Linked DNA regions of Homo sapiens: region 1 is linked to region 2. A link is a loop called in an ENCODE intact Hi-C map of the cell type or tissue named here. Cell type or tissue: breast epithelium. All regions are shown on one strand. Links, peaks and the distances in the headings refer to the core of each region. The heading gives the core; the rest is flanking DNA. Region 1 holds the start of POU2F3 (POU class 2 homeobox 3). Region 2 overlaps POU2F3 (POU class 2 homeobox 3).

What was found. Peaks named below come from ENCODE experiments on the same cell type or tissue, not always from the same donor. Only the 100,000 strongest peaks of a DNase experiment are listed, where the experiment ranks them.
Region 1: a loop joins it to region 2, with 12 times the contacts of the local background. A loop is called at or near these places in 97 of 110 quality-filtered maps.

Annotation. Positions count from the first base shown.
Region 1 is chr11:120,239,391-120,244,756 of GRCh38, reverse strand. POU2F3 (POU class 2 homeobox 3) reads right to left here and starts at 4,617. Exons shown (of 13, transcript NM_014352.4): 1 at 4,386-4,617. The coding sequence starts at 4,413. In breast epithelium, for the core only: no CTCF peak of the experiment used is centred there; DNase peaks (open chromatin) are centred at 3,246 and 4,746; H3K4me3 peaks cover 1,404 bases; H3K27ac peaks cover 1,378 bases; H3K27me3 peaks cover 1,371 bases.
Region 2 is chr11:120,294,894-120,300,259 of GRCh38, reverse strand. It overlaps POU2F3 (POU class 2 homeobox 3), which reads right to left. Exons shown (of 13, transcript NM_014352.4): 4 at 1,870-1,995; 5 at 534-636. Among named protein-coding and RNA genes, the nearest start is that of TLCD5, 28 kb to the left of the region's middle. In breast epithelium, for the core only: no CTCF peak of the experiment used is centred there; no DNase peak of the experiment used is centred there.

The DNA.
Region 1 (5,366 bases), core at 198-5,197, 56 kb after region 2:
CCATTAAGTACTATCCCCCCTGGAGCTGGGCATTGCCTAACGCAGATCTGCTCAGCTCATACTTCACCATGGGGATTCTTCAACAGTGCTGAGAAGAGGCCCTGAGTCAGAGACTGCTGGAAAGGTGCACAGGAAGTTCTCCCCCACTGGTGGTTTCAATTTGCTTCATCAGCACCAGGATTCAGAGCATGGGATTTGGCATCAGACAAACCTGGATTAATCTCAATGCCATCACTAACTAGCTAGGGGACCCTAGCCACATATTCGGATGTGAATTTTCTCACCTAAAAATGAGAATAATGATATACACTTCCCAGGGTTTTTGTGAGGATTAAATGAAATACTGAATGAAAACTGCCAGGAAAGGAGTTCCAGGCACAAAGTAAGCACCTAATAAATGAACTAATTAAACAGACACTTAGGCTTAGATGCTAGTCCGCTTCCCTTCCTGCCTTCTTCTCATGCCCCTCCATTAACCCCTTGCCCCATTATAAGGAATAGCTTTGGTTTTCTGTCTCAGCACCATTGTAATTTGTCCTTTATCTGGGAAACCATTAGGATTCTCCAAATTCTGACTTCACAGAAAAAGTGTTCATGAGGACAGGAAAAAGTTAAGAGGCAGTGACGCTGGGATGATGACCAGAGTCTCTGAATCAACTCATTTCAAACTCCTGAAATTTAAGAAGGTAATTCTTTAGCTAAACTGTAATCGCATGCCTAGAACCCAAATTCTCCTCCAACACCCATTCTCCACATCACCTTCATCAAATACACACAGAAGCTCTCATTCATCCTTCAAGTTAGCCTGACATTTAGTCTTAATCATGTCTAAAAATAACTTTCAAAGGCATCAACCCCCTCCCCTCCTCATCTGCCATGTTGTCTACTCATTTGATGTATCCATTATGGGATCAACAAGGTGCCACTTCAGGATTGGAGGGGCAGGGTGAGATAACCTATCAAGCCTCTTCTTGAGTCCCATAGGATGCTAAGACACTGAGAACCTGTTCCTGTTGGGTAGGAGGCTGAGGCTGATGGGTGGGACGAGCTTTTGGGTCTCAGCCTAAAAATGGGCCAACACCGAAACTCCCTGAGACACTGTAACCCTTCACCTGTCGGACAGCACTTGCCAGGGGTGAGTGAGAGAGGTGTGGGGTGGGGCCAGGCTCCTCTGTGTTATCTCAGCCAGACACTGAGTAGGCTCCTTGCCATCACTCCCTTCCCTGGGGAGGCTCAGCTGCTCTGTGAAAGAGCCCAGACACCAGCTGCAGACCCTTGGCTGCCCCACTCAGCACCATCACACCCTGAAGTTAGCGTTGGCTTGACCAGGAGTGGGCCCTCCTTAGACATCTGTGAACCCCAGGGAAGAAAGCTCGAGAGGAAGCACTCCCCACAGGCTGCAGGCTGAGGGTCCTGGACCTCCTGGGACCAGGCTACTCTGGGAAAGCAGAAGCCACAGCCCTCTCTCCTAGTGTCCATCTTCATGTTCTTGGAAGGACGGGAGCTCCCTCTGGCTCCTCCCGCACATACCTGCTGATGGCGGCACTTCCACTGGGAGACTTCAAAGGACCCACCGGCCCCACTTCTGAGCTAGCCAAGGCTCCAACTCTCCGCCAGAGGAGACTTCTCTCATTTCTTCTCAGTCCCATCATCAGGCCTTCCAACCCAAATGCTATTCCTGAGCTCCAATTGGCACCCGTCTGTGAGACTCAGCCCCCCTTTCCCAACCTTGGTGGGGAAAAGCTCACAGTGAGGAGAAGGGCAGAGAAAGAGACACCTGGGGCAAACCAGGTGTGCCCCCGCCCGCTGGCTTCCCACTGTTTTCCTTTGTCTCTTATCTGCCTCCCTAGCTGGCTGTCTCGGGTCTACTTCTCTGCCTGTTTTTAGTCAGGGAGCAGGGAGCCCCTCCTTGCTGCAGAGCCCCTGTGTCTGGTGACCCTCTGCCTGCTCAGGTCTTTGTGCTTCCAGGTGAGAGATGCTCTATAAAGTACAAGGTGCGAAGGCTCCAGGCAGACCTGAATCATGGCTCGTACCCAGGTTATCAGAGCAAGACAATGGGGCTAACTCCAGCTGGCCTCAGTGCGAGTGGAGCCCTTGGAGTGGGCGACCCGGGAGCAAGCCTATGCTCTAGTTTGTGTGCTCCTGTTCCTCCTCCTTCCCCCATCCAAACTCCTCCAGTAAGTCAATTAAGGAGGAGACCCCAAGGACCCAGCCCTGGGAATTCACAGGAGAAGTACTATTTATCAAGATCAGTAGGATACAGGATTACCTTGGCGGGGGAAAATGGGACTCAAAAGAGACCACATTTCCAAAAGAGGATCCTGGACTAAGGGACCCTAGAGAGGGACCCATAATGAGATATTCCATAGAGGGAAGAGCGATCCTCCTTCACAGACCCCACAGCAGGGTGCGCACTGGAAGACCCTACAAAGAAGATCTTGAACAGTAAAGGCCACCAGGAGGACCCAGCAAAGAGAGCCCTCTAATAGAGACCCAGTTAGAGAGATGGGACAGAAAGTCCTAAACTCAGAGACCTCTGGAGGTGCCACTGAAGGGGAACCCTCAGACACTACAGAGGGGCCAAGACCCAGAAACTGCACAGGGAGGCCAGGTAGCCCTGAGGGGGGAATGGGCTGGGGAGGGAGCAGGCAAATGGAGAGAGATGAATTGGGCAATCTACCCCCAGGTACATGGAGATCCCGCCCTGAGGAATCACCCCACCTGGGGTTTAGCTCAGTCTCCCCCCATGTGTCGGGAATACCTGCTCACAGGGACAGGGTGGAGAAGGTGTCTGGGCTTCTGAGAAGCATCAGCCAGGAGCTCACTCCTGGGGAAGGCATAGAGGCCAAGCCCTATGCCTCAACCTCATCCTCTGGTGTTCTCTGCTCTCTGCTATATCCTCTGAGGCCCCAGGCTGCCTCCCTGCTGGGTCCCAACTGTCCCACCCCCTCCCACTTCCACAGAATGGGAGCCTCCAGTAGACAAGGAGGTGGAAAACCCCCAGGAAGTCTGTGATCTTGGTGCTAAAAAACTTCCCATCCACTGCTAAGCCCACCTTTCTGAAGAGACTTGCTCCCATTCAAACCCTGGCCTTCTCTGCGGGCAGTGAAGGGGAGAGCACCTACCCGGGGATCTGCCCCAGGTATGCCCAGTCTAGAAACAGACTTTCCTCAGACTCTGGATGACACCCAGTTGGATGGCTTCTTCCGCCTCACCTAGCCTTTCTGGCACGTCCTGGAGAGCCACTCAGTGCCAACATCTCACTGCCAGTCTGCCTCTCACTCAGCCCTGCCAGGAAACAGCATCTGGGGAACTGGGCACTCCAGGTCCCCTCCCTCCGGGCACTCACTGACGCTTGTTTTCAGGCTGGGTAGGCCTCAGGCCTGCTCTGCTTCTTGGGGTGGGTCTGGAGCATTGCCTCCTCCCTACTCTCCCAGAAAGGAGACCAGGTAACAACATTCCCATCAACAGCCCCGAAATCCTAAAGAAAGATCACTGGGTCCTGCCCACTTTGAGAGTAAGTTGCTAGGTTAGAAATGGCCAGGTCAGGTACCGCTTTCTTCACTTGTTCTTTGCTCAGGCCCTGTGACCTCCAGAAGGCCCACCCTAACAGGAAGCCCCAAGCCAAGCCCAACCTGGCTGCCTGGCAGCTCCTGCCTTAGCCCAGCTGTGGAAGGAGGAACAGCAAGGTGAATGGAGGGGCTGGGTTCCCTCCATGCCCACCTCTCATTCATTCATTCAGGGAAGCCTGACTCCCGGCAAAGCATTTGCATCTCCTAGGTTTCCACCCCTTAGGGAAGGAAGGCATGGGACATGGAACCCAGAGGATGTGTCTGTCACCATCCCTTCTCAAACACATGGGGGCATGGCCCCTGCCCCAGGGGCACCTCTGTAATTGCCCCACCTCAGCCACTTCTCCTAAGCCCCCCAACCACCTAAATGTCCGCTTTGCCTCCATTTCACACATATGCCCGGACACCAGCACACAGCATGTGGACATACACATTTCCCTCACTTATGCACTCCCAGGTCCACACCCCTGGCTGAGTGAGTGAACCACCCATCCCTGCAACCTCCTGAGACTATGACAGTTCAGTACACCCACGTCCCATACAACTGCCACTCCCCAGACCGGGGGCTTCGAAGCCCTCCCGCCCTTCACCAGCCCCCACCCTCATTCTTTTCCAGGGTTTCTTATCCCAGATCCCCTCCCTTTAGTCCCCAAATACTGACCGGCACCCACCCCAGGACAACCCGCTATCCACACCGCCCTCTCCTGGCCGCTGGGAAACAAGCCCCCCTCCCTAACCAGAACGTTGTCCCTCTCCTTCACCCCTGCCCACGCGCAGTGACACCTGTCAGAGCTCATTCCCTCCGCCCCTCACCTGTGTGCATGGACTCCAGATTCACCATCCTGCCCCAGGCGGGGCCAAAGCCAGCGCCCCCCCAGGCCCCTCGCCTCTGCCCCAGCCGGGGCCCCTGCGAAGCCAGGGTCTCCTTCCTCCAGTTCCCGGCCGCCGCCGCCGCGGGAGCCGCTGCCGGAGCCGTCGCCGCCACTGTCGCGCGCTCCGCTGCTCCGGCCCGGGCAACACTCGGCGCCGCCAGGATTGCCACACTCCCCAGGTGAGCACGCGGCGCGGGGCGGGGGCCGCCGGCCACGCCCCCTGGCAGGAGCCCCGCGCCTGGCCCCAGGCCCATGCAAAGCAGTGATTTGCATACATGGAGCTGGGGACCTGGGGAGGGGGCCGGGGGTGCTGCCGGGGCGGGTCTCGATCCCGCGGAACACCTGCCTGCTCCAACCCAGCCTGGCAGCACCTCCTCACCGCGCCCGGAGTGGCGCCAACTCCTGGTCCTGCTCGCCCTTTTTAGGAAGCCCTGGCGGGTTCTCCAGCCTGAGCCCGAGCTTCCTTCTGGACAGATCGCGAAGTGTAAGCGCTGCAAGGAGTTGGAGTGTTTGGAGAAGTCGCGGGGGTCTGCTGGAAAGAATTCAGTTTTGGAATCTCGCCTCCCAACCGCTTACCAGCAGTGTGGCTGGGACAAGGTTCTTCACCTCCCTGAGCTCATTTAACTCACCTGTAAAACAGGACAGGTGCTAATCGGGTTCCCTATTGGGCTGAGCAGGTGACCAAGCTCACCTAGCCCCCATGGCATCCTCACAGCATTGTGGGATTTAGACGGGGTGCAGTTTATTATTAGCAGAGTTTCCAGGTGCACACAACTGCTTCCTGCTTGCCCCTCCAGTCTCCCGCCCCAGGTCCCAGGTTGCTGTGAGGCTCTACGAGATGATGGATGTGGAAGTTACCAGTGCCCAGGCTTTTGGTGACAGCCACCTTCCAGAGCGGGGAAGCGGCTTGCTCAAAGGTGCA
Region 2 (5,366 bases), core at 171-5,170:
TTATTAATAGTTCAATCTATTTGCTCTTGGCCAGGGAGAAGTTCTCTGCGAGTAACTTCCCTGCCAAAGAAAACCTGAACACCCTTTCTACAACCTGTGGGTGGCACTGCTGCTCTCTCCAAATAGAATCACAGCCAGGCTTCCAGGAAGCAAGTCTGAATCTGTGTCCAGGAGAGATTTCCAAGGAATTGGGACTTGTCTGTACTGCATTTCCCAGGGCGCTTCCCCTCCCTTGTACAGCATAGCTCTGCTCCACGCCTGCACCTTCCGTCTCCACTCACCACGAAATTGAGGAGGTGGACCAGACCACCCAACAGGAGGCTGGGAAGGGGAAGCAGAGAAGGAGACTAAGCCTGGAGGAGCATTGCCAGGGTCCCTTCCTCAGACCCTGGGGTGGATAAGTAGGTCTTAATAGCAGATGGGTGACTGACTGACGCATGCTCTCCAATTAGGCCCCCTCACCCAGCAAAAAACAGCAGCAACAGCAGCACTTGACTGGACTTGGTCTAGGTGGAAACCCCCAGGGTTCTTACCTTGCTGCCCAGGCTGGGTCTGAGATAGCAGGAACTGGGATACAGACTGTAAGTGGCCGGGAACCAGCACAAGCTGCTGGAGCGGATGGAGGGAAGCCATGTCCTACACACGGAGAGATACACATACACCACAGAATTTACAAGCTGGGGACATCAGCCCCATCTGCCTGCCACTCGTCCGTCCCAGGGGTCTCCAGACTCAGAGACTTTGCAGGCTGACCTTGGTTTATGCCACTGTGTATCCCCAGTGTCTAGCAAATAGTAGCTACTCCGTTAACACTGGTATTGTTACAGCTTCTGCCCTCAGCCTAGGAGTCCTTACTACATATTGTTACTTAACCCTTGCCTCCTGAGTTAATTTTTGTATGTGTCAGTCCTGTCTCCCAACTAGACTATAAAATGCCCTGAAGGCAAAGCCTGGGTATGACCCATCTCTCAAAGTTTATCCTAGAGATAACATGCAATCCCCAACTATCCAATTCTTTTTAAATCTCATGCCACCTGGTTATGCTAAAAGCCATGCCTCGGCTGTTTCCTGGGCCAGAATCTTTCCTGGAGGGTGTTGGGGTGGGAGTTGGGGGGTGGAGCAAACTATTCATTCTTAATAAAACCAATTTAGTTAAACAAAAAGTCCAGGATTTCTCCTACCAGCCCAGGACATAGGACTAATAATTCCGATGCTTGGGGGATCGGGGAGTCCTCTGCAATGGAGACGCCAGAGCTCTGTGCCCCATGAGGTTGAGCTTAGGTTTGTGCACATAGAGAAGACCTGAGAAGCCCTGCTAAATGGCAGGTGAAGGGACAGATGCATATTCTTATGTGTTTCCAGAAAGGGGTGGCTCTTTCTCCCCCAGGTGATCCCTGCTGAGAAGAGGTCTCGTCATGTGAACGCCCTCCCGGACCTTGGCTGTTACTATCTCAGACGCCTCTTTCTTCCCCCACCAGCACTCCATTCTAGTTTGGCTCTAACAAAAAACCTTAGGGGAGGCAGAGTGGGCCCAATGGGGACAGAAACATTCTCTAACTGCAGCAGCAGCTGTCAACCTAGGATTCCCCTGAATGTGGCTGGCAGACACCAGCAGCTCAGCTGTTAGGTCCTTGGCTTTGGCAAGCCTGGGTCCTTTTTGTCTCTGAGAAGTAGAGGCCTCCCTCTTCACCTCCCTAGCTAGGCTTCACCTGTAAGAGGACTGTTTTAGAACCCTACTCACAGCCTCCAGATCTCTTTCCCACATTGCCTGCAGGGGGTTCTTTAGACGAGTACCAAGCATGGAAGTCGAGCATTTCACAGAGGGATTGGGTTAAACACACTGGCCCACTGTGAAAATCACAGTGTTACCTGACATGGGCTGGCATTTAGCCCAGACATTTGGTTTCCGGACATCATGGCAGGTCCTTGACTCAGGTGGCATGGCCGATGGGAGAGGGTCTGCTGCAGGGAGTCACTGAGATCTTCGGTTTTAATCTGCAAGTGGAAGCAAGAGGAGAGCGTCAGTGCTGGATCCCGTCAGGCAGTCAGAGATGGAAATGGCAGGAAGATCCAGGCAGGAAAGGAGTGACCAGCCTAGAGAGGAGAGAGCTAGCCCAGGGCCTACTGGGCTGCAGCTTACTTTTCCTGCCTGTGTGTGCCCTTCCAGCCAGGGCAGCTGGGCAGAGGCCTGTGTGAGTGACCCTGAAATGACAAAAACGATAGTGTAGTGAGTTTCAAAAGTAGGGCTCGATGTAGGAATTTGAGACCAGCCAGGGCAGCATAACAAGACTTCGTCTCTAAACCAAAAAAAAAAAAAAAAAAATAGCCAGGCATGGTGTTACATGCCTATAGTCCCAGCTACTTGGGAGGCTGAGATAGGAGGATCATTTGAGCCCAGGAGTTTGAGGCTGCAGTGAGCTATGATCACGCCACTGCACTCCAGCCTAGGTGACACAGTGAGACCCTGTCTCTTAAAAAAAAATGGATTAAATTCTTAGAAATTCTGAGATGATATTCTTTTTTTTCTTAGGAGGAAGAAGGTTAAAATTTATTTAGGACAGGATAGTGATCCTAAATGGCATTCTTAAAACTCTTTACCTCACAGAGTAAAAAACTGGCAACTCTTTACTGATCTCCCTCAAATTCTGTGTTTTATTTTCCTCAATGGAATCTCATCTATGAAACCCCAAAATCTGGGCACCACTGATCTGGAGGAGTCTCCCTCCCCATCTCATTTGTCTCCACACCTCTCCATCCTCTGTGTCTGCCTCTGCAGCTGGCCCTCTTCACCTGTGTGGCTTTAGTGACAGTCTTTGCCTGTCTCCCTACAGGTGAAGGCATGTCTCCCTCACAGCCAATGCTGTAGTTACAGCCTGAGGGGCCCGTGGTGGTTTCCAACCTCTCTCCAGTCTCCACCACCCTGCAATGACAGTACTAACCACCCATGCGTGGGCTTCCCAGGTGTCCCAGGGCAGGGCAGGAAGTGCTGCTTGTGCCTACCCCTCATCCCATCCCAGGAAAACTACCCTCTTGCAGCTTTTCAGGAAGTCCCTTGGGAGGGTGTCCATGTGACTTTAAATTCATATAATGTGATGGGGGCACGAGCTCTAGACCATACTTATAAGAGATATTGGGGAGACCCTCCTATGTGGACATCTGGTTGTTCCCTATCCAGATAGAAACTCTTAGCCATAGAGATGCTGGCTTAAACCATTTTCTTGGTCTACACTGCGAATATCACTGACATCCTGGGATATCTTCTGTTTGTGTTAGTTTAACCTAAGTTAAAAGTTCAGACTAACAGCTAAACTTGTGCTTAATTCTTGCGGAAAAAAATGGTGCTTTGGATCACTAAAGAAAGAATTCCTTATAAACAGCTCTATTATAAAGACATATGCACGGGTTATGTTCATCGCAACACTATTCATAGCAAAGACATGGAATCAACCTAAATGCCAGTCAATGATAGACTGGATAAAGAAAATGCGGTATATATACACCATGGAATACTATGCAGCCATAAAAAGGAATGAGATAATGTCCTGTATGGGAACATGGATGAAGATGGAGGCCATTGTCCTTAGCAAACTAATGCAGGAACAGAAAACCAGATACCACATGTTCTCACTTATAAGTGTGAGCTAAATCATGAGAATACATAGAGGGGAACAACACGCACTGGGGCCTGTTGGAGGGTAGAAGGTGAGAGGAGGGAGAGGATCAGGAAAAATAACTAATGGGTACTCAGTTTAATATGTGGGTGATGAAATAATCTGTACAACCAACTCCCATGATACAAGTTTACCTGTATAACAAACCTGGACATGTACCCCTGAACTTAAAATAAAAGTTAGATAAAATGAAAAAAGAATTATCTTTGGTTGGACAATTAGGAAGATCCTACTAACATTTGAGACTGAGGAGGGAGCTAATGTCCTAAATATGGTGCCTTTCACATAGTGAAAACCCAAAGAACATTAATTGAACAAAAGACATAAGCAAAACCCATTTCTCCACAGCCTCCAATGAGGTACAGGGAAGAAAATGTTGAAGATGTGCATTGAATGCTGATCTTGTTTCTAGCCCTAACTCCGACTCTAATTTACTACGTAATCTTGAGCCTCTATGGGACTCAGCCTCTATGGGACTCAATTTCCCCGTCTATTGTATGATAGTCCATGATTTTTCTCCCTGTCGACAAATGGAATTACAAATTCCAATTCCCTAGTGCATTTGGTAGACGTGGCCCATCCAGGTTGCTGCTGTGTTCTTAGACAAAGCAGATCTAAATAACACCAAGAAGCCCTGGTTGCACAGAAATTGGTAAGAAGATGGCTGTTTCAGGGACAGTCTTTGGAAATCATTCCTCTCACTTAAGGAGACTATTATGGAACTCTGGAAGCAAAGAGAAGGAAGCGGGAGAGATGGGAAATAGCACTGTGGGGGTAGAGAGTCAGACATTCAGAAAACTCAAAAAACATGGCTGCCTGGGAGTTGTCTCCAAGAGCCCCACTTCTTTGCTCCATGCCCCTTCAGCTGTGCCCATCCACACTTGGCATCTCTAAGAAACTCTGGTGTCCTAGTTCTTCTCCCCAAAATTAGAGTTTCCATATCCTTAGATTCCAGGAAAACATGTGTTAGCAAGTTTTTAAAAACTAGAAATAGATGATAAACTACTTATTTCAAAATGACCACCACCACTACAACTTTAAGGTTTGATCTGAGAGGGGATTTTACTTAAGCCAAGTCTTTGTGGTCCCCACCTCTTCCCTGCATAACCTCCTCCTGCCCCCAGGCATCTGCCATCCCAGAGGGTACTGGGGAGGCAGGATGGAGGAAGGGGGACAGAGGGAGAACGTGGAGCACTGGAGGTAAAATCATGCTGGTAGAACAGCCTCTGGCAGCTTGGCCCACTTCCATCTTGGAGGCAAGTGGCAGGGTTCCTCTGTAGACTCATTATGCACAAGGGAGAGATAAGGAGAGGCAGCTATGACAGAGCTTGAAAACATGTGCTTTGCCTCCAACCTGGGCGCTATCTGTTAGAATCTGTGCCAGGTCTTCCTGCAACACTTAATTTCAGAAACCAGCGCCATCATAAAAGAAAACGCACCCTTTCATCTGCTTCCTGGATCAATTGCCCTTCAGACTCTTTGGGGGGCACTCCCAACCTCCCAGTTGTAAAAATGAAGTGCGTGATAGCAGAAAAGCCCTTTGGGTGTAAGTTTGGGGGCTTTCTGACAACCCTCTGCATTATTTTTATGATTCGTTTGACCGACTTTTTACTCTTTTATAATTTTTATTTATTTATTTTTATCTTCTTTACGGTTCCTTTGGATATGGAATCTTTTATTTTTCATAATTCATTA